Linked DNA regions of Homo sapiens: all the other regions are linked to region 3. The links are chromatin loops, found by intact Hi-C in ENCODE. Cell type or tissue: heart right ventricle. All regions are shown on one strand.

Evidence for each region. A loop is a pair of places that touch in the nucleus more often than their neighbours do. Peaks named below come from ENCODE experiments on the same cell type or tissue, not always from the same donor. Only the 100,000 strongest peaks of a DNase experiment are listed, where the experiment ranks them.
Region 1: it touches region 3 in a loop (14-fold over the local background); 107 of 110 quality-filtered maps call a loop at or near these places.
Region 2: a loop joins it to region 3, with 2.4 times the contacts of the local background. A loop is called at or near these places in 56 of 110 quality-filtered maps.

The regions. Positions count from the first base shown.
Region 1 is chr2:158,898,160-158,906,159 of GRCh38, forward strand. No RefSeq gene overlaps it. Among named protein-coding and RNA genes, the nearest start is that of TANC1, 66 kb to the right of the region's middle. In heart right ventricle, a CTCF peak has its summit at 3,284 (motif pointing right); a DNase peak (open chromatin) is centred at 3,458; H3K4me3 peaks cover 516 bases.
Region 2 is chr2:159,027,492-159,035,491 of GRCh38, forward strand. The region is part of intron 2 of TANC1 (tetratricopeptide repeat, ankyrin repeat and coiled-coil containing 1); the gene reads left to right. Among named protein-coding and RNA genes, the nearest start is that of TANC1, 63 kb to the left of the region's middle. RefSeq lists an enhancer at 1,985-5,009. In heart right ventricle, no CTCF peak of the experiment used is centred here; a DNase peak (open chromatin) is centred at 3,750; H3K27ac peaks cover 6,574 bases.
Region 3 is chr2:159,114,090-159,122,089 of GRCh38, forward strand. The region is part of intron 4 of TANC1 (tetratricopeptide repeat, ankyrin repeat and coiled-coil containing 1); the gene reads left to right. Among named protein-coding and RNA genes, the nearest start is that of MIR6888, 69 kb to the right of the region's middle. RefSeq lists an enhancer at 4,528-4,822. In heart right ventricle, a CTCF peak has its summit at 4,684 (motif pointing left); DNase peaks (open chromatin) are centred at 4,672, 5,633 and 5,852; H3K27ac peaks cover 6,201 bases.

The sequences.
Region 1 (8,000 bases), 220 kb before region 3:
TCAAGTGATCCTCCCATCTCAGTCTCCCAAAGTGTTGGGATTACAGGCATGACCGACTACACCTGGACCCTTATGATTTTCTTAATAATATTTTATTTTCTCTAGGTTACTTTATTGTTAAGAATACAGGATATGGTACACATAACACACAAAGTGTGTGTTAATTGACTATGTTATTGGTAAAGCTTCTGGTTAACAGTAGGCTACTAGTAGTTAAGTTTTCGGGGAATCGAAAGTTACACACAGTTTTTTTTTTTACTTTGTGGGGGATCAGTGCACCTAACTCTTGCATTGTTCAAGGGTCAACTGTACCATGACATTGAGGACTAGGACTCTAACATATGAAATTGGGGGGACATAAACATTCAGCACATAACACAGGTAAATAGCATCTTCTCAAAGCAATAGCAAGCTCAACTGAAATTATCAAATGATTGTTTACTGTTTGAAGACTCATTTCAAAAGCCTATCCTCTCTGTATTCACCAATACTAAACTATTATGAACTTTGTCCCATCTCAGTCAAGCCTGACATTGAAAGACCCACCTTAAACATAGACCCCAGAAACCTCATAAATATCCCCACCTCTGGCTTCCCTGCTATTAAGATTTCATCAAGATCGTAACCTCCACAGCAGCCAACAATATAATCGAGTCAATTTTTAAATTTTTTAATAAAAAAGTATACAGGACAAAAAGGGAAACATGTAATGGATTGATACCTTTAAAACACAATCATGTAAAAAAAAAAAAAAAAAAAAGGCAAGCCAGGCATTGTGGCTCACAGAGGTAATCCCATCACTTTAGGAGGTCGAGATGGAAGAATCACTTGAGCCCAGGAGTTGGAGAACAACCTGGGCAACATAGTGAGACCCCATCTCTAAAAAAAAAAAAAAATAGCTGGGTGTGGTGGTATGCCTCTGTAGTCCCAGCTACTCAGGAGGCTGAGGTGAAAGGATCACTTGAGCCCAGGAGGTCAAGGCTTCAGTGAGCAGTGATTACACCACTGCCTCCAGCCTGGGCAACAAAGCAAGACTCTGTCTCAAAAATAAAAAAAAAGAAGGCAAACACATACGTACATTTGGTCTGTTGCACTAATGAATAGGATTATGGTTTCTATTTTCAAGCCTTCTACAAATTTGTCAAGAACTGTGAAAATCAAACTTCTTCATTCATATTAAACAAATAATATTTTAATTACTTTAATTTTGAAAAGCACAAATAGTTAAGAAAAACACAAATAGTTAAGAAACACAAATAGTTAAGAAAAAACTTAAGCATCAAGGTGAGATTGATTCATAAAAATTCCATGTCAAAGTCAATCTGAGATTGTAATACAGTCCATGTAATTTCTTGAGGATGAATTATAGCAGTTTTCAAACATCTCTGCAGTGAAAAAAAAATTCCCTCAAGTATCCTCACCAGGAAATTCATGATAAATTTCTTCTGCATTTAGTTAAAACTTCTCAAGTTATTCTTTTGCAAAAATCAGAGAAAGTGGCTGAGTGATAGTAAATGTTCATCGTATTTGATCCTTTATTTTAGAATGAATGTCCAGTTCTTGCTGAAAATAACTCAGGCATTCAAAATTGTCTTTTTGATTTCTTCTGGCCATGTAAGGCCTGCATCTTTTGTTGTTTCTCCTGACATTTTTCTTTGAAATGTCCATTTCCTTATATTTTGTTTTTGCAGAGTTAATGGTCTTCTTGAAGTCTATGTACCCATCTGCAGTAAACAATTTCACTGTACACTGTTCTAGGTTGATTCTGGCTGTTTGTTAATATGTTTGTGAAGTCACGTAGAATGACAGAATTAAAGTTACCCAAGCTCTGTTTCTTTGTCTTTACTATCACTGTATTATCACTGATCATTTCAAATGTACACTTTAGACTCAGAAATACATGGTAGAACTGTGCCCAATCTGAGGTCTGATAGTTACAATTTATCATGAACTTACTCCTGAAACAAATGCTTGTAGCTGCATATGTCATAGGCCAACTGCGTAACTGGAAATTCTCCAAATTGACTTCCATGACGTAGAACAGAATGTTTGTGAAAGGATATATAATGAAAACGTGCTAATTGGAAGCATACATAGTTAAAAATGGAAAGAAAGCAAAGTCCTTGTTTAGAACTTAAATGAAAAATGTTCAGGGAGAATTAGTTTATCATTGCTGTTTAGAATCACTGTTTGATGGTGATAATAAAGCACAGGCCACCTTTTAGTTAGTTTTACTATTGTTTTTCAGTTTCCTTCAGGTAATGCCCACCTTAGTGCCTGCACAGGGAGGATGCTCCCATGGGCCTGCCCCCAGTCCCCCACCTCCTGAGGTCGCCCAGGAGGGAGACTCGGGTAAGACTGCAGCCACCCCTGCAGCAGGACTTCTTCCTTGTCCAGACCATCCCGGCCGGGCACGGTGGCTCGTGCCTGTAATCCCAGCACTTTGGGAGGCCGAGGTGGGCAGATCACTTGAGGTCAGAAGTTTCAGACCAGCCTGGCCTGGCCAACATGGTGAAACTGAAATACAAAAATTAGCTGGGCGTGATGGGGACAGCACCAGCCTGTAATCCCAGCTGCTCAGGAGGCTGAGGCACAAAGCTCGCTTGAACCCAGGAAGCAGAGGTTGCAGTGAGCCAAGATTGCGCCACTGCACTCCAGCCTGGGTGACACAGTGAGACTCTCTCAAAAAAAAAAAAGACAATCCCAATTATCTTCACATCTCCACCTCTCAGGCCAGGGGACTATGCCCAATTCAGGAGAATATACTAATTAATCTAAAATTTTGAGTTAATTTCTCCTTGCCTGTAATGGTTTAGGAGTGGGTATTTGTTGAAAATCTAGCCAAAGAAGTTTGAGGGAAGTCTAATTTGGGGGCTTCTAAATCCATCAATGCACTCCAGGCATTGTCTATAGCTAAACAAATAAGGTGTATGTTATATACATACATACATACATATATATGTATAAAACACATATATTGTATAACACATGTATATAGCACATATGTATATATACACACACAAAGATATATATCACCTTGTTTCTTATGTATGTGTATACTATTGAGATTAATAAAAATAAAAATACACGTTCACATAAATGAGGTACTAAATTCATAGAATCTTTTAGTCTTTATGTATTTTTCTCAATCAAAAGATACAAAAAGTACAAATACTATTACATGCAGGTTCATGTCTTACCCTTATGCTTAAAAGGAGTCCTCATTAGTGGACAGCATTCTATTTCTCTCTTTGTCATTAAATAGCCTATCATCGAATTTTTCTATCAACCACTAGAGGGTAGTATAGACCAGAAAAAAAGCCCAAGCATCCAGTTGGCGGCAGCACATTCCTGAGACTAAGTGCTGCAGTGATAAACAGCCATTTGGTTAGAATGACCAGTGTAGGCAAAACAATTTAGGCCCCACTTTATAAAAACTCAAAATAAAAATACCGTTACCGGCCAGGCGCGGTGGCTCACACCTGTAATCCCAGCACTTTGGGAGGCCGAGGCGGTTGGATCACGAGGTCAGGAAATCGAGACCATCCTGGCTAACACGGTGAAACTCCGTCTCTACTAAAAATACAAAAAAAATTACCCGGGCGAGGTGGCGGGCGCCTGTAGTTCCAGCTATTCGGGAGGCTGAAGCAGGAGAATGGCGTGAACCCGGGAGGCGGAGCTTGCAGTGAGCAGAGATTGTGCCACTGCACTCCAGCCTGGGCGACAGAGCCAGACTCCATCTCAAAAAAAAAAAAAAAATACCGTTACCAAATTCCATGAGAAATGTGTATATTTAACTGGTTAGACAAATTTAGACATGAAGTGCTCAGAGTGTAGGACTGGAGTGACTAGGTTTGAATGTTACCTCGACTCTTAACAGCCGTGTGACCATGGGAAAGTGTTTAACCTCTGTTTCAGCATCTGTAAAATAATGGTAATAACAGTATCTATGATCATTCAATTAGAACAGTGACTGCATAGCACATAGTGAGCATGCTCCAAATTTGGGCAGATTTACTTTTCTTGGCCTCAGTTTTCTCATCTGTAAAGTGGAGCTAGCAATATTAGTCCCATGGTTGAAGAGTAAATGCACATAAGCAATTAGCACAATGCTTGACACTTGGTAAAATATATGCTTTTGTTAGTACTATTTTAATATTCTTTTTATAATTACTAATGATATTATTGTTAGACTTGGAATAAAAACTTGGCACTGGTATTTTGTCATTGATTGTTTACCTTAAGGCACATTTGAGAAACAGCGGCCCTATGGGGTGGCTCATGCCTGTAATCCCAGCACTTTGGGAGGCCAGGGCAGTTGGATTACTTGAGGTCAGGAGTTCGAGACCAGCCTGGCCAACTTAGCGAAACCCTATCTCTACTAAAAATACAAAAATTAGCCGAGTGTGGTGGCGTGTGTCTATAATTCCAGCTACTTGGTAGGCTGAGGCAGGAGAATCGCTTGAATCTGGGAGGCGGAGGTTTCTATGAGCTGAGATCGCACCACTGCACTCCAGACTGGGTGACAGAGTAAGACTTTGTCTCAAAAAAAAAAAGGAGAGAGAGAGAGAAATGGCAACATGGAATTGCATTTTCTGGTTCTTCCCAAAGCTGGCAAGGCTCCTGGCCACATACTGCTCACCACAGTTTTAAAGCTTTGCCTCTACCTGAAAACCAAACTGGATATGCAGTTAAGTGGAGAATTTAATCTTCCTTTAAAGACAATGCAAACAATTGGTGCCCCTTTAAAACTCGCTTTCTTGTTGAAAGTGAATATTTCTTTTGGATCATTCAAAAACTTCAAGTTTCTTCTGTGATTGTGTACAAGGTGTCATCCCTTGTTTATTTCTGGATAGACTTCCACAGATTAAAGCTAGCATCTGTATTCTCCCTAAGCTGGTCTCTGCTGCCAGGGCCTTACTTGTTGTTGAGCAAGGATGGTTTGGCACTGACGGTCCGATTTACATCCTCCTATCTCCATGAAGAAGCTTATCCTAGCCTGGGCAATGTAGTGAGACCTCATCTGTACTCAAAATAAAATAAAATAAATTTAGCCGGACATGGTGGCTTATGCCTATAGTCCCAGCTATTTGGGAGGCTGAGACAGGAGGATTGCTTGAGCCCAGGAGGTCGAGGCTGCAGTGAGCCATGATAGCACCACTGCACTCCAGCCTGGGTAACAGAATGAGACTCTATCTCTAAAACAAAAAAAAAAACTTACCTTTAAAAAATCATACCTACTTCAAAATGATATAAAAACGTCATCAATCATTTTATGTGTTTTGCTATACCTGCCAAGAAGAGTTCGATGGTGTTGAACTGTTGCTTAGCATTTAGTCTCTTTTGGTAATAAAAAAATTAATACTGGCCACAAAACAAATTGATTTCATGAGCTTATTGACAGCCCTGGGGAATTTAGAGTTTGCCATAGTGAGCCAAGAGGGCCAAGCTGCTTCTGCTTGACCTACAAATCCTACAGTTGCCAGCCAATCTAGTCAATTCTTGGCGATGGATTGATTTCCCCATCAGTTTTCTTCAATCTCGCCTCAGACCTCAGAACTTCCTATTCCACTGGACACCATTGCTGCTCAAATAAATCCCATTATAGACAGAGCCCCAGTGTGTCATATCACCAAAAGACAGAGCAAATGGCTGGTTGGACTACTGTAAGCCCTGGATCACTTCCAGAATACAGGTTCCACCATGCGAGCCAACGAATCTGTTTTCCCAGTCATCTGTTTTCACCAAGTCAAGAGTTCAAAAGACTTGTCCAATAAGTCAGAACTTCTGTAGCTGGATGACTGGTGTTCCAGTGTGATCATCATGTCTGCCCTTTAAATGTAAAAACTGAAGCACTTTGTGAAACCTGAAAACAGTTTAAGACATTAAAAAGTCCTCCCCCCTCATCTAAAAGAAAAAGGAATTTTCATGCACTGTAGAAACCATTCAGAGGCAAAACATCACATCCCAGTGAATATAATAGGGTCTTGCAGCCCCCTCTTATTTGAACACAACCCTCATTGACTTAAAAGTGACATTTCCAAACTGGCTGCAAGAATGATTTGTCCCCCAGACAAAGCAGGCTGCATTTGTTCTGCTAGAATGGCTGCTCTTCTTTGTCTCTGGATAATTTGATACAGCATACATTCATTCATTCAAGGGTGACTCTTATTTGAAAAATTTCTCAATGAGACCATTTAAAAAATGGTTTTTAATCCAGAGCTTTCATGACTAACTCTAAGGCTTCTTTCAGCCTTCAGCCTTGTCCCTGTTAGTTTCATAGAACTGGCAAAAATTGATCTTTTGAAATAAAATTTTTTACAGTAAATATCAACCTAAAAGTGATCATTTTTTCTGAAAACTTTGGACTAAGAATGTGCAGCTTCTCTACAATTTTTAACTGGAAATTCTCTAATCACTTCAAGATTTTTTTTTCTAGTTAAAATGGCAGGTTAAGGGAAGGGAAGTGACTTAAATGAAGTCTGGTGCCTTCTACATGCCTGGGGCCATTTCAAGAGGAGTAACAAATCTTTAAGTGTTTAAAAACAGTGCAGTGGAAACCAGAGCTGCAGGTAATATTTTCTCTTCTAGGAAAAGCTCTCCATCACAGGCCAGACTCCTTGCTACCCACCTTCTCCAGTCCCATGCACTTCCTGGCCCCTTAGGTCAGAATTCCTATAAATTTCAGGGCCTGCCATTTTCCCAGGGCAGAGGTGAGGACTGGGGGAAGAGGTGACTCCAAAATCACAACTTCATTAACTAAAACAAAGCAGACATGCAGGGTTGACATTTGGGGCCTATGAATCTTCTTCATGATGGTTCCCATGTCTCTTTAAATAAACAATGTGGAAAGAAAAATATGACAGTCTCTTTTTGCAGCAGTTCTGAAAATAACTTGTGCAGGAGAGGTGAACCAGTGGCATGTGCCTGAGCAGAGCCCCCTGGCTTCACTTTCGCAGTCACCTCTTCCTAAAAAAAAAAACAAGCAACTCACAGGATACTGCAATACCTGTGTGTACATTATAAAAGCCAAAATGAAAAGGTGTCTTTAATGCTAAAGGTAAGATGGCAAGTTACATTTAGAACTGACCAGAAGGCGGTCTGATTAGTGGTTGTTTTTTTACCTCCAACTTCTGTTTTTAGTGTATAAATAGAGTTTAAAAGAATAATCAGTACTTAAAGTCAGTGTAGCCCTTTAAGACATAAATAACTGAGAAATAATGAGATTGTTAAATATCAAAGAGGTTACTACTACACCCTAAATTTCCCCTTGAGTGAGAAGTGAATGATCAAATTCAGAAACACTTCATTAGATAGAACTAAATGCTATCCTTCACCTTGCTAATCTCCTCCTGAGATTTTGCTCTTCACTTGAGCAAATTAACTGAGGGTGAACGATGATCAAAGGAAAAACTTATGAGGAGCAAACTCCATAAATTGCTGGTGAGACTGAAACATAGATCAGAAAAATCTCTCTTTAGTTAGATAAAGATGAGAAATAAAAGGCACAGATATACGCATGAGATATCCGCTATAAAACAAATAGAAGGAAAACAGAAACAGGAAGGTTTGTAGAGAGGTTAAGAACATCACAAAAAGCAGAGGGCTTTGCAGGGCTCCGCAGCTTCTTATAGCCCTCTTTGTGTTCCTTTCTTGGCAGGTAGATCCTGAATTATGAAGAGTTTCTGATTTGGAGGCTTCCATACCCACCCCTCCCTCTACACACACTCCATACCACACACATCCCAGTTTTTCTAATATTTATAAATAGAATTTGCACAAGCCCCTTGAGTGGAGTTGAAATAAACAGAGGAAGTTTACATACGAGTTCAGAAAGGCCATGGTTCCATGGTTTAAGAAACAGTCATCGGAACTGGGCTTGTGGCCCATGCCTGTAGTCCTAGATAGTCGAGAGGCTGAGGTGGAAGGATCTCTTGAGCCCCAGAGGTTGAGGCTGGTGAGCCAGGATCGTACCACTGCACTCAAGCCTGGGCAACAGA
Region 2 (8,000 bases), 87 kb before region 3:
ATTTCTACCAACATTTTGGCCACCACCACTTAAGCAAATCTTGAAGAAGATTCAGACTTTTCCCTAGCTCTCGTCTTCTGAACCCTCATCAGAATCTCCCCTAATGCTCCACTTATAGCAATTACAGGCTTTTTCTAGCTTGCTCCCTCAAACCCTTCCAGCCTCTACTCATTGCCCAGTTTCAAAGCCACTTCCACATTTTCAGCTATCTGTTATAGCAATGACCCCATTCTTGGTACCAATTTTCAGTCTTAGTCCGTCTCTTGCTATAACTGAATGCCACCTTCTGCATAATTTATAAAAAAGGGAAAATTATTTCTCACAGTTCTGGAGGCTGTGAAGTCCAGGAGCATGGTGCTGGCATCTGCTTAGCTTCAAATGAGGGTCTTCTTCCTGCTTCATAACGTGGTAGAAGGTATCACGCAGCGAGAGGGCAAGAGCGTGCATGTCAGTTCAAGTCTCTCCTCTTTTTTCAAGCCGCCAGTACTATCATGGGAGCCCCATCCCGATGACCTCATCTCATCCTTATTTCCTCCCAAAGGCCTCACCTCCACTCCACATATGAATTTGGGGATTACGTTGCCAACACATGAAAGTTGGGGGACACATTCAAACCATAGTATATGCTAATTGCTTTTTTTTTCTTGATACGGAGTCTCACTCTTGTTGCCTAGGCTGGAGTGCAATGGTGCAATCTCACCTCACTGCAACCTCTATCTCCTAGATTCCAGGGATTCTCCTGCCTTAGCATCCCAAGTAGCTGGGATTATAGGCACACACCACCACACTTGGCTAATTTTTGTGTTTTTAGTAGAGACGGGGTTTCACCATGTTGGCCAAGCTGGTCTCGAACTTCTGACCTCAAGTGATTTGCCCGCCTTGGCCTCCCAAAGTGCTGGGATTACAGGTGTGAGCCATCATGTCGGGCCTATTCTTTACTGTTTATACTTCTCTTGTGTGTAGACAAAATGAAACAGTAGAAAGGACAAGAACTTTGAAGCTAATGTAATCTGAATCCTTGAGTTTGTATCCTCATATTTTAAAAAATTGTGGTTACAAAACAAAACACATGAGATCTAACTCCTAACAAAATTTTAAGTGTACAGTGTTGTTAACTTATAAACACAATGTTATACAGCTGATTTCTAGAAGTATTTCATCCTCTGTGACTGAAACTTTATATTCTTTCAACAATTCTCCATTTTCCTCTCTCCCCAAGCTCCTGGCATTCACCATTCTGCTCTGCTTCTATGAGTTTGATTATTAATTAATTAATTATGATTATTATTGTTGAGATAGGGTCTCTCACTCTGTTGCCCAGTCTAGATGCAGTGGCTTGAGTGTAGCTCACTGTAAGTTCAAACTCCTGTGCTCAAGTGATCCTCTCAAGCAGCTGAGACTATAGGCATGTGCTGCTATACACAGCTAATTTGTAGATTTTTTTATAGAGATGAGGATCTTGCTATGTTGCCCAGGCTGGTCTTGAACTCATGGCCTCAAGTGGTCCTCCCAAGTCAGACTCCCAAAGTGTTGGGATTACAGGTGTGAGCCACAGTGCCTAGCAGAGTTTGACTACTTTATATACCTCATAAGAGTGGAATCGTGTGCTGTTTATCCTTCTGTGACTGTTTTATTTCTCTTGTGTGATGTCTTCAAGTTTCATTCATGTGGTAGCATGTATCAGGATTTCCTTTTTTTATGGCGGAATGATCCATTATGTGTATATATCACATTTTGTTTATCCATTTATCTGTTAGTGAATATTTAGGATGCTTCTACACTTTGGTTATTGTGAATAATGCTGCAATGAACATGGGAGTGAAAATAGCTCTTTGGGATCCTGACTTCAGTTCTTTTGGATAAATACCCAGAAATGAGATTGTTGGATCGTATGCCTCACTTTTTAAGTAAAGGTTTGTAATATGGAACATGTGCATTGTTCCATGTAATGCATGGCATACAGAGTGGGTTCTTTCCTGTCTAGGCACCCTCTTTTGAAACCAAGTGTCCATATAGTTTGAGTATTTTCACTGTGGTTTATCATAAGTACTTAGTATTTCTTGCTTAACTAATGCCTTATAATTATTTTTTAGAGACAGTCTTGCTCTGTCAACCAGGCTGGAGTGCAGTGGCACAATCATAGTTCACTATAATCTTGGACTCCTGGGCTCAAGCAGTCCTCCCACGTCAGTCTCCTGAGTAGCTAAGACTATAGGTGCTTGCCACCACACCCAGTTAATTTTAAAAATTTTGTGTAGAGGTGAGGTCTGTGTTGCCCAGGCTAGTTTTGAACTCCTAGTCTCAAGTGATCCTCCTGCCTCAGCTTCCCAAGTAGCTAGGTCTACACGTATGTGCCACCATGCCTGTATTTTTAACATAGCGATATGGGGTCTTGCCATCTTGTCCAGGCTGGTCTTGAACTCCTGTTCTCAAGCAGTCCTCCTGCTTTGACCTCCCAAAGTGCTGGGATTATAGGTGTGAGCCACTGTACCCAGCCTCTACTATTTTTGATCATGTCTTCAATAACACTGAGAATTATTTTGGAGAGAAGTCAACATTTCCCCACAAAAACCCTTTTATTCACTGGTCACTCACAGCAGCTGTGTCATTGAGAAGTGTTGACACTGCTTTTGGTTTTTAAGTGACTGTGTGTTATTCCTTCCCGGGGTGAAAAAAAAAATTGCAAGGTTGGAATTTTCTGGATTGTTAACAAGATCAAAAAGCAAAGATATAAAGCCAAGGGGGGAATGTCTTTCTACGGAATGGTGGTAGAAAGCAAAAAATGCTAGAATTTTGTAGAAATTACTAGGTATTACAAAAATAATCTTTGACCAGAAAATGAAGGTTGCTGTTTTTTATGTTATTCTAAAGTGTAGTACACTTTAACCAGCTAGGGTTTTTGTCTGGATCTTTAAAGTATATTGATAAAAATGCACATACACATTTATTTTTCTTTTAGAAGATGACTTGATTTCCTAGGACAGAAGTTATTTCATAGTTGTAATTTCAATAATCATGGATGTTAGCTTTGAAGTGGTTGATAAGAAGCTCTCTGATTCTCCTCTATTCAGAGAAGACACAGTTGTAGCCATTTCTCTGATTTTCCTCAGTTTTCGCCTTAGAACTAGTAAAAGAGGATTCAGTGGCTTCAGCATACTCAAAGCCAACATAGGGGTGTTGAATTCTCCAGGAAAAGAGAGATCCTGTTTTCTCAGTTTGTTGTTGGGGTTTTGTTTTTGACATTTTTTGACAGCTAAGATCAAGATCTCATGACTTGTGTTCTGGCCAGAGGACCCTCAGCTTTTTGTGATGAGTCATTTCCTAATGCATCCGGAGGCACTGGGCTTGGAACCCCCATCTCAGAGTTGGGGGCAGCAGATCCAGCCACTGCAGCTGGGAGGGAGTCCAGGTGTCAGGAGGAAGGGGCTGAGGTCTTCAGGGCTGGTGGCTCAGGGTATATGAGTAGCCTGACACAGGCACCCATGTCCCCAGACCTTCTCTGGCCATATGGAGTCAGAGTGACCTCCAGTCCCCTGGAAGATTGCCAAGAGCAAGGCAGCTCCTCAGCCCCTGAGGAGTTAGCAGCAGATTATCCAGAGAGGGTCTCAGGCTCCTTATCAGAACTGAGCTAGAGGGTGATTTAGGCCTGTGGAATGCAGGAGCAAGAAAGCCAAGTTACTGGATACAAGGTCAGGGCCTGCCTGTTAAGCAGCAAGAGCAACTTAGCCAGAGCTATTTAAATCTCTATCTTAGAAATTCCCGCTGGGTTGAGCCAGCAAGGGGAGTGTGGGGGCAAGGGTTAAGAGGCTTCAGCTGTGGGGAAGGAAGGGCCATGGACACTGAAAACAACAGGCCAGGCCTGGATGTCCTGACAGCCTAGACCTAAATAGAGAGGTTTTTAGTGTCCTGGTAGGTCATTTCAGCCTGCTTGCAAGTGAATGGGTCTTAGGGTGTAAGGTACATATTCAATCATGAGCTTGAAAACTGAGAATTACTTATGTGAATCTGGAAGTGGATGTAGTTTTAAATTCAATTTAGACAAAACAAATTCCTCAATTTTTCCCAAGTGTAAATTATAACCCTATATTACAGAACTGTCAGTTAAATTCATGAAAGTACTCTTTACCAAGCCTGAAGCAAATTGGTGCTTTTGAGTGCTATTACTTATCGAGAAATAAATATATAAATCAGAAAGCTGAGCTTTGGAAAAAAGAAATAAATATGAAGTCACCCAATAATCCATTCTGAGTAGATGAATGATTAAAGATATGTGAGGTGAGGTTGCTTTAGAGCAAGGGAAAACTCACCCTAGCCTCTGTGGTTCACATGGGCATGCATAACAGTACAGAATTTATTCCTTGGCTCTGTATGTCATACAGATTAGATTCCAAAGTCAACTGAAGCTTGCCTTATTGATCACAGAATCCTAACATTTAAACCAATTTTATCATCTTTAAGAAAGTTGAAAACTTAATACCTTTAGAGACTACAGAAACGCTTAGGCTGTTTAAAAACACTCTCATTCAAATACCTTCTTCCCTAAGGTCATATGGCCCTGGGGTATCTGGGGCAGATTGAACTGGCAAAGATTCAGAAGGCTTCATTGGTGACTTAGGAGGAGATAGGGGGCGTGTCATTAATACAAAGGCATAGTCCATCTGCTCAAAGAAGTTTATAATCTGGTGAGGAGCTTTACTCACAGATACCGTAAGAAAAGATGGATGAGAATAATGAATGGGAGAGTACTCAGATGGAATATTCCAGATCAGAATGGCAGTGCTTTTGAGAAAGCCTGTCCTGGTTTCCGTTGGTGTTAGAGACCACACAGAGACAGCACATTGCAGTTGGATACAGTCCCCATTCCTATTTTTGAGGACATTTGGATCTTGTGGACTGAGGTTAGCCATGTGGATATCTCTCCTGGATATAGTGGCAGAGACACACTGTGAGCAAAGTAACCTTTTCTTGGTGCCCAGGGTCACCTTTCAGAGCCAAGAATTGTGCTGCTTTAAAATGCTTTTTTTTTGGCGTCCTTGCATGCATTTGGGGATTGAAAGGCTGTTAAAATATAACAGCCTGTAATCTACTGTTTCGAATTTTACAGATTCTCTCCTGTCAGTCGCAGCTTCTCAGGGCTGTCATTGTGCCCAGATCTAACACTGTCCCTCCATTCTCTTAACTTACAACAGTCTGGGAAACCACATATTCTCTCCTGTTAGAATTGAATCTGAAAGACAGTGGGAGGGCTCTGAGGGAGAGCCTGTGAAGAGGTGTTGGGGGTTGGTGTGGGGGTTAGGAGTTCCCTTCTGCATTGTGCATGAACTGAGCCCCAGATTTTGGCAGCTTTGAAGACTTATTTGCATCTTGGTTCTTGGTGTTTTCTGGATAAGTTGAGGTTGCAGCATATGACTTCTGTCTTTGATAGGCCTCCCCCTTTTTTCCTCCTACTCTTGCCTGAATCAATTTTGTTATGGAAAGAGTGAAAGTTTTCTCAGGGAAAATGAGAAGAAGCTCAACGGAGGAAGACCCAGGGCTGAGCAAGCCTTGGCCGGTCCGTCAGCCACTGTTTGTACAGCCTAAATATACTGAGCCCTGCAAAAGGTTCAGTGGGATGTCATGGAGCCTGCCATCAAGAAGCCTAGTCTGTGGTTGGGAGAGAGAACAAACAGACCTGAAACTCCCGATTAAAAGCAGTGGTTTTGCATCTTGTGTGAGTTCAGAGAAGAGTGATTTAAGTCAGGGGCTTGGTGTCGGGAGGGTGGGATCCAAGTGGGATTCAAGTAAGTGGCCATGGATGAATTTGTGAATCACCAGTTAGGAAGTGGCAGAGGTTAGGGACAGATGTAGCAGCACAACTGAGGAACTCATTTCAAAGGAAGAATCGTAAATGTATGACCGGTTCACAGACTGTTGAGTTGTGTGGCTGATGAAAATGCAGTCTCTTGGGCTCCAGGTGTGATTGCCCATGGGCTGCGGGAGAGGGGAAGTGCCCAGGAGCAGCCCAGGTTGCTCTAGTACAGATGGGATACACTTTGGGAAACATTGGTAAAGGATGGGTAAGGCAAAGCAGATGAATTTCCTTCCCATGAGAGACAGAAATTGGGGAAGCCATCCAGACTCAACAGCCTGGTGGTTGTCCCTCTATTACAGAAGAGCAGGTAGCAAGCAGGTATTCCTAAGAATGACGGGACATGGGAGTGACAATAGGGTTAGCACCTCAGATGGAGCCGGTGTTCCCGCAGGCTTCACCCCAGGTTCTTTCTTATCCAGCCTCTGTCACATCTGAAAACATCATGATGCTCATGAAATCAAGGTCACATTCAACCTGCATGTGCGCCAGCTGGTTTTATACCAAGGAAAGCTCTGTTCTTCAGGCACTGTGGCTCTTAGTAGTTATCCTTGAATGCGTTGTGCTTTGTCAAACTTGGTGAGCAAGAAAATATGGATCCTCAGTAAAAAACAAAAACAAAAACAAAAACCCTATCAGGACTATTAGAAGAACAGGTGAAATCATAGTGGCAAATACAGTGGTGCAGTAAATTCCTCACATCTGAAAACCATCATATCACTTCTCATATAGTTAACACTTAATGGAAATATTCTTTACAGATGAGCTTTGAATTGCTGCCTCTTGGCCCTGCCTCTACCTGCCAAAGCAGCCGGACTCAATGCAGATGCCATGCAGGGCTCACTTAGTGAATGGCCTAATCTGTCCCTCCTCCTGCCTTCTCCCTTGGGCCACACCTTGCACCCACTCCAGCGATCATCACCTACAAATCGTTATTCACTCCAACTTTCTTCAGCTCTCTTCCCTGGTCCATTTGCTTTTCCCTCTCTCCCCTGTTTTTGAGGCATAAATATTTCCCACCTGACCCCATCAGGAGGACAAAAGAAACAGCTGGGAGTTGGTCAGGTGTAGTGACTCTCAATCCTGGCTACACATTAAAATCAACTGGTCGGGTTTGAAAAGCGCCAGTGGGCCCTATTCCCAGAGATCCCGTTTCACTTTTTCTAGGCCTCAGAATTTTTAAAGCTACCTAGGAGATTCTCATGGGCCATGGGATGGAAAACCACCTCAGGGCGGTTGATAGTGTAACAGTACTAGCAGGACACCTGTCTCATGGAAATGGAAGCTGAAAGATTTGGGATGGAAATTGGTATGTTTTAATGCCTTTTGCTACTCAAGCCCCAAATGTAGGACAGATCCCCATGAAGTTCTCCTCCTCCCATCTTCCTCTGTTATGTAAGCTTGCTTTCTATTAAATAGCAGCATTCAACATGAAAGAAGAGCTTTCTTTTATTTGCTTTAGGATTTCTGTGGTATTGTTTCCACTGTGCTGTGGTTGAGTGTGACTTGAACGTCCTCACGAACTCACCGACGCTGGCTTTGCCTGAGTGGTCTTTGTCACGTTGTTTAGCCTCTCTGGGCCTCACATTGTAGTCAAAGCAGTGTTCAATGCTGCAGAACCCTTTACAGCTGGAGGATTTGGACCGTCACATGGAATCGATGGAGACATGCTTTGGTCCATGAACACATACAGTAGCCTTTGTCTTGTGGTCTGAGGAGGCCCAGTGCTAGGCTTTAGAAGGGTACTTGGGAGAAAAAAAATTTTTTTGATGAATACTTCTATTGGATAAACAAATTTGAAGTGTGTCTGTTCATCCTTGCAAGAAAGTGATGACCACGAGGTAAACTGTAATAATTCTCTATGAAGTTTTTTTTTGAAGGAGTCAGTGGGAAATTAGATCTGAAAAGAAAAAGCTATTGATGGGCATTTGAAATTCTCATTCAGCTAGTCTCTAACCTCCTGTGTTTTAGGTTTCAGAAAAATTCCCACAATAAGTATATTTTGTCATCTTTTACATGAGAATATTTTGTGGTGTAATGCTCATTTTTTCAAAACTATCATGGGCCCAAATGCTGGGTTGTGCATTGAAAAAGGCCTTTGAACACAGGAATGCCAAAACAGTAAAAGTTCATAATTTTTTTGCTAATCTAA
Region 3 (8,000 bases):
TAGCTTTTATTAAAAGTGATAAAGATCAGTGAGAGCACAAGGAACCAAGTTTTAGAGGAGTGTGAAAAGCAGTTCACAAGACAACGAGCTGATACCAAAGATTATGGGGACTGAAGGTAGGGAGCCAACCAAGCACCCAACTGTCCTCCTGAGGGGAGGACAGATGTGGCCTGGCTGTAAAGAGATGCCTTGCAGGGGCCACCTGAGTCCCATAAGATTGTCAGGAAGAAATGATATCAGTGGCCAGGTCAAGGAGCTATCCATTAGTTTCTGAGGATGTAATATTTACTAATATTTACTTGGTTTTAGGTTTTACTGTACAGTTAATTTTTTCTTATAGTTTGTGGTATTTTAACAGGCAAGCAGGTGCTTTTAAGGTGGGGGGAAACATCTTAACTGTAGCCTGAAATCTTGACTTACTGACAGTGTTGCTAGTAGAGTAGTGTGTGATACCCAGAAAGGAAAAAATAAACCTGTTGAGTTCAACATGTTTCCCCGAAATGAGCAAGAAACATATATCAGACTGCTTAAGAGAATCCCATTTTTATTTGCATTTTGACACTCTTTTATTATTTTTATGGTATACTTTTCCTGTTTCTTCCTTTCAACCTGGAAATTATTAGTTTGTGTGCCCTTTGGGCTTTAAAATAAAGTTCATTTTATTCTGTGGTCATCTCAAGAGCTCTTACTCCCCCAGTTCTCCTGGACTTGTTTTGGTGAGAGCCTGTTCCAGGATCCCTTTCATTGTAAGAGGACATTGTATGGGTGGATATGATGACTTTTGGTGGTGATCTTTATTTTTGCAAATGGCCTCAGAGGCACTCTGAGTTATTCAGTCTTTCACGCAGTGATTTCATGAGCTTCCATAAACATTTGTTTTATACCAGTTTATTGAGCACCAGCCATGTGTTGGGCTCTGGACTAGAGATGTGGTGGATATAAAGGTAAATAAATACTTGGCTCTAAGCTCTGGGGACCTCCCAGTTTGGCAAGAGATGACAACAGTGAAGACATTGAGGTGTCTACAAAGTGTTGTGACCTCACGGAGAAGAGCGAGACTCTCCTTTCGGAAGCTGGTAAGGGTGTGTGTGTGTGTGTGTGTGTGTGTATGTGTGTCCGTGTGTGTGTGTGTCATTGGAGGAGCCAGGTGTTTTATTTTGGCAGTGATGTCCTATGACAGAGTTAAGCAGAAGAGGGATGAAATAAATAGATTTGGTTTCTAGGACGGTAACTGTTTCACACAGGCCTCCTTGGGGTTGAGACTGGGACTCCTTGAGTCAAATGCAGTATAGTGGCTTAACTCTGCAGGGGAATGTGCAGTGTGGTGGAGGTTGATTTGAAAAAGTTTTAGGAAAAAGAATCTTTAGGTTGTGGTGACCTGTTTGTACATGAGAATTAGGGAAGGAAGAAAGTGCAGAAGGAAAGTACTCAAGGCAGGGGCTTCCTAGTCCTTTTAATCTCATGGCACATATAGGAGATTTTTGTACAGCAAATGGAATCAATGAACTGTCCCTCGGGCACTGCCCCAGACTCTGCCCAACGGTCCGGAGAGCTGAGAGAATCCATATCCTGGCATACCCTTAACTCATTTTTTGCATGCCATTGGGAAGCTTGCCGAGCTCTAGCTTGGTTTTCTTGATAGGTCAAGATTCAAAATATTCTGTTGTGCCTCATGACTTTGTTTTTCTCCCCAGTTTAATTTTCATAGTATTTCCAAGGTGGGCATTATTCCTGTGTTTTGGGTAGGAATTCTAAGGTTCTGAAAGGTAGAATTTCAGCCCTCGTTGGTCCTGGGATTCCAAGTAATGCTGTTTCTGCCCTACCACAGGTGTAGGTGCTGGTGTAATTAACTACAGTGTGGAGTGGTTTGACTTTGCCTATCTTGAACTTTGAGTGCTCCACGAAGCCATGCTTGTGAAGAGCACCAAGGAGTTGAGTGCAGAGTCTGAGCTAAGGTTGCTGGCCTCAAGAGAGAAAAGAGGATTTTGAAACAGGGCATCTGACGCAGAGGCTGTGAAGGTCAAGTATGATAAGGAATGAAAAGTACCTGTTAGTGGCTGGGCGCGGTGGCTCACACTTGTAATCCCAGCACTTTGGGAGGCCGAGGCAGACAGATCATCAGGTCAGGAGTTTGAGAACAGCCTGACCAACATGGTGAAACCCCGTCTCTACTAAAAATACAAAAAAATTAGCTGGGTGTGGTGGCAGATGCCTGTAATCCCAGCTACTCAGGAGGCTGAAGCAGGAGAATCGCTTGAACCCAGGAGGCAGATGTTGCAGTTAGCCGAGATTGTACCACTGTATTACAGCCTGGGTGACAGAGCAAGACTCAGTCTCAAAAAACAACAACAACAACAACAACAACAAAAAAAAAAAAACAAAGGACCTGTTAGCTTTTGGAAATATGGCAATTGATGACCTTTGAGCAGAATAGGCAAACTTTTTCTGTCAAGGGCCAGATAGTAAATATCTCAGGCTTTGAGGGCCACACAGTCCCTGTTGCGACTATGTAACTCTGCCATCGTAGTACAGAGCAGCCTTAGACAATACGTAAATGAGTGGTCATGGCTGTGTTCCAGTGATATTTTATGTATAAAAACACTCAGTGGTCCAATTTGGCCCCTGGGCTGTAGTTGGCCAATGTTAACTTTTGTCTCAGGAAAGGAAAGGAGAAATGGAAACTTAGCATTTATTCAACCATGTGCTAGACACTGCATGAACATTTTCAAGCCTGCAGCTTAGGTATGAACCCCACTTACAGTGAGTTGATGGAGCGCCCCAAGAGCTTAGTTATAACTTTGCTGAAGGTTAGACTGCTCGTTGATAACCAGTTGGGATTTGAACTTCAGTCTAATTCCAAAGCCTGGGTCATTTTCACTTTACTTCATTGCCACCCGGAATAGTGGCCTTCGATCACTCTCGAAAGGTGCAGATGGCACAGGAGCCCTCACACTCTGCCTTTCCACCATATCCTTCACATGACCTTCAGTGAAGCAGTGTTTGCTGCTTTACCCTCCTCTATGCTGAGGGTGAAAGGACTGTCAGGAACACAACCTAAATACAACATAGAAAGTAAAAGGACTCTCCTGTATGTGACGAGACCTCTTAGTTACCATTAAAGCTTGGGTGAACTTCTATTTTTAATAAAATTTAAATTCAGAATAGCGTTAGATTTATAGAGAAGTTGCAAAGAATGCAGAGTTCCCGTGCACTCCATACCAAGTCTCCTCTTATTAACATAGGACATTAGTATGACACACTTGTCAGAGTTAATGAACTGATATTGATACCTACTAAAGTCTGTACTTTATTCCTTTTTTTTTTGAGATGGGGTCTTGCTCTGTTGCCCAGGCTGGAGTGCAGTGGTGCAATCTCGGCTCACTGCAAGCTCCGCCTCCTGGGTTCACGCCATTCTCCTGCCTCAGCCTCCCGAGTAGCTGTGACTACAGGTGCCCGCCACCACGCCCGGCTAATTTTTTGTATTTTTTAATAGAGACGGGGTTTCACCGTGTTGGCCAGGATGGTCTCAATCTCCTGACCTCGTGACCCGCCTGCCTCGGCCTCCCAAAGTGCTGGGATTACAGGCGTGAGCCACCGTGCCCGGCCTATTCCTTTTTTTTTTTTTTTTTTTTTTTTTTTTTTAAAGCTTATTCCCAATGTCCTTTTTCTATTCCAGTATCCGAGAGGACACCATATTGCATTTAGTTGTCAGGTCTTAGACTCTTCTTGGCTGTGGTGGTTGCTCAGACTTTCCTTGTTTTGATGACCTTGGCAGTTTTGGGGAGTGCTGGGCTGGTGTTTTGCAGGTTGCCCCTCTACTGGAGTTTTTCTGTACTGGAGTTTTTCTGTACTGGAGTTTTTCTCTACTGGAGTTTTTCTCTACTGGAATTTTTCTGTACTGGAGTTTTTCTCTACTGGTGTTTTTCTCTACTGGTGTTTTTCTCATGATTAGACTGGAGTTACAGGTTTTGGGGCAGAAACCACAGAAGTGAAGTGCCTTCTGCTCCCATCTTTTGATGTACACAGTAGCTACCTGGCTTATCACTGTCTTGACTTCGATCACCTGGCCAACGTAGTGGGTGCCAGGTTGCTCCAAGGTGAAGTTATTCGTTTCCTTCCCTCCCCCTTCCATATATTAACATGAACGCATTTGTATGCATGCATAGATGCTGTATGTGGAGTGTGCTGTACTCTCCAGAAGGCAGGAAGTCGCTGTGTGCAGCCCACACTTAGGGGTATGGTGGTGTACACCACCACCATGAGAGTGGAGGATCTATGTAAATTGTTTGGAATTTTTCTGCATAGGAGATTTGTCTTGTTTCCCATTTATTTTCATCAGTATGGATTCCCGGGAAGATGAACTCCCAGTGTTGTACTTGGGTGTGATTCAGGAGTATGCAAGCCTTTCTGCCCCACTTTGTTGCCTTGTTAACTAAGGGAGGCTGAGATAAGTCCTCTCAGGTGCAGTCAGAGTCTGTCCTAAGATGGGGGTAGGGAGTTGCTGTGCCTCAGTGGTTTACTTTCTCAATATAGACTGTTAGCCATATGTGTGTTACCTGAAACCTTAAGGAGAAAGCATTTTTGGCCGGCCTGGAAAGGACACAAGCAAATGTAGCCTTGATGGTGGAGAAACGTCTCTAGCAGGGCTGTGCATCTGAATCAGCATTGAAGCAGCGCCACCTTGTGGTTGATGCTGAATGAGCTGTGTATTCGGCCAGGTTCTGTGATTCTTACCCTGTCTGCATGCTGTTCGAGTAGCTAAAGTACTTTAGAAAAGAAGAAACACTTTAAACTCTTAAAGAAAAAGAGAAGCTACCTCCTAACTTTGCCTTTGTACATGACTGGGTACACAAACAGCAGACATCTTAAAGTAAAAAATCTCTGTAGTTACTTTGTTTGACATACTGTTAATCATGTATTTTCTGGTAAGCCTTTTTGTCTCTGATTGTTCAAAATTGTTCAATAGCTGAGGCGTAAAAGTAGAATAGGTTATAACCCCAAGCCTCTGTCATATTTTTCTTTGGTATAGGCAGATTGGGCAGTTATTTTAATATTCATTCTTCTTTGCCCCCAAATGTCTTCAGATGTTTTTGTACACATGCGTAAGAGGTTTGAGCCTATGTAGGAAGTAGCCAGGGAGTCTACTGAAGTCCACTGTAATGTGTGGGAATGTGGAGCCAGTTATGATTAACAGCTGTCTGCATCCTGGATTGTTTAACCCATTGTTTACACCCACTCTTCAGAACCAGTGGAGGTGGGGGAGTTGGGAAGATGGTTTCATATGACCTGTGGTTGACCTGATTGACTGTTAGCAGGTGCTAAGATGGAGATCAGTTTCAGTTGGTTTTAAAAAAAATCAAGAAGCAGCCACTCTGTTGTAATAAATCATTGTATATTCAGGAATTCTAACTGTAATGTAAAATCTTGATCACCTGTTTTAGAGTAAGGTAAGCAATGACTGTAGTTGCTTTAACCAATAAAAATTCGACATCAACCTGAGCTGTAGCATGTTTAATGTGGAAACCCTGTTCTCTGTTTTGTCCTGAATGCTGAACACTGATAGGAAGTCAGATGCGGTAGCTGAGAGGTCACGATGGCCTGGGTTGCTGCAGGGGACGGCAGCAGGCACTCTTAGGAGGTGAGCTGCGGTCGTGGCTTATCTGGCCCCTCTCACTGATGTCACAGGTTACCTATGCAATCTGTGAGTGCAATTTGTCCTTTTTAGACTCTAAACAGATAATGGCTGAGCCCCCAAATATGGCTTTGCTGCTGCGCTTGATGTTTGCAAGAGGGAAGAGGTGTTTCAGATAATGGAAAGCATGTGCTTGCCAGTGTGAGCTCATCAACAATGAGGTCAGAGGAGGACAGTGCCTCTTGCTCGCAAGCCCAGCCTTCATACTGCCTTTTCTTTCAGTCTCAGGTGCAGCCTGTTGTGGGATTGTTAGAGGCCCCTTGCATGTGGTCTGACATGCCAGCCTTCTGACCATGTGCAACAGGACTGTGGGCTACTCCTGACTTCAGAGATAGCATCTTTGTACAGATGCCAGAGATGCCAGAGACACCCAGGAGTTGAGTCTGCTGGGGGACATGGACAAGGACGTAGGTGACAATAGTGTATGTGCTGTGGGGAAAGGATGACTGTGATAGCATGTGGAAGGTTCTAGAATTCAGAGGGTAACAGAAATGAGATGGCAGTCCTTACCAGCAGGGTGGGCACTGTGGGATAGGGAGTAGACAATGGTGGACTTGGACTTGAGGGAGTAGTTTGTTTATTTTTTTTTAATTTTTTTTTAGAATCTTGAACTTCCATTGAGTATTCTGAAAGGGAGAGATTGACTTTACATGGTGGAGGGACTATTTTGAGCCTTTTGATGTTGAGAGAAGCATTTTATGTACAAATGATATGAATTTTGCATTGCTATTCAGTGCATTATGGTTAAAAATTTTAAATATGGCTTCTCACAAGACTTAAAATTCAATGTGTCAATCTTGTGTTTAAAAAAATTTTAATTATTTTTAGAATGAATTTCACTTAAAGCTAAAAATTATGTATTTCAGGATAGGGTGTGGTGGCACAATGGATCATCACTCACTGCAGCCTCAACCTCCCAAGCTCAAGTGATCCTCCCACCTCAGCCTCCCAAGTAGCTGGGACTACAGGCACACACCACAACTAATTTTTGTATTTTTTTGTAGAGATGGGGTTTCACTGTGTTGCCTAAGCTGGTCTTGAACTCCTGAACTTAAGCGATCCTCCTGCCTCTGCCTCCCAAAGTGCTGAGATTACAGGCATGAGCCACCGTGTCTGGCCTCTCCTTTCTCTTTTACTTACGGCAGTTGAGGCCCACCTAGATAAGCCCCTCATCTCAGGATCCTTAACTTAGTCACATCTACACAGATGATTTTTCCAAATCAAGTAGCAAATACCATAGGTTCCAGGGAGTATGTCTTTGGGAACCATTATCAGTTTACCACACCTTCCTAACACAAGGTAACCTGATGGTCTAATAACATGTTTGCTGGAGTACTAGCTAGCATGTCCACATGTCCTGCCAGAAGAAGGAAAGAGAAGAGCAAAATGGGGTTTCTCCCAGCTGGCTCATCTTTGTAAACAGTCTTCCTTGAAATCCTACCTGATGCTGGCTCACCTCTCATTGGCTCTGTGGACCTAGCTGCCAAGGAGGCTGGGAAATGCAATTATTTATGCACTTAATTGCACTAGGGTGCTAAAGCATAATTTTCTCCGCTATTGTTGTTGTTTGAGACGGACTCCCACCCTTATCGCCCAGGCTGGAGTGCAATGGTGCAATCTTCGCTTACTGCAACCTCTGCCTCCTGGGTTCAAGTGATTCTTCTGCCTCAACCTCCTGAGTAGCTGGGGTTACAGGTGCCCACCACGATGCCTGGCTAATTTTTGTATTTTTAGTGGAGACGGGGTTTCGCCATGTTGGCCATGTCTCAAACTCCTGACCTCTGGTGATCCACCTGCCTTGGCCTCCCAAAGTGCTAGGATTGTGAGCCACTACGCCCAGCAGTTACGAGAAAGGCAATAGCATAATTCATTAATTAGGGAATCCAAAAAGATGTTAATGGTTTAGGAATTTGGGTTATAGAGATTTATATTGTCTGCCAGAGAATTGGTATGGACAAACATTGCTAGGGACAGGAATCATTTGCACTGCCAAGTTTTCTGCAATTTACAGACCTGTAAACTAGTCAATAGAAAGTCAAGAGTGTACACAGCTATGGAAAGATACTGTCGGAGGGTCTGCTTTACATAAGCAACATCCAGGCCCACTGAAGGTACACCCTGTTATCTCTTTTGTCCCTTTCCAAGTGTTTGAAACTTTTTATTTATTTATTTTTGAGAGATGCTCTCGTTCTGTTGCCCAGGCTGGAGTGCAGTGGCAGGATCACGGCTCACTGCAGCCTTAACCTCCCAGGTTGAAGTAATCCTCCCACCTCAGCCTCCCAAGTACATGGGACTACAGGCACACGCC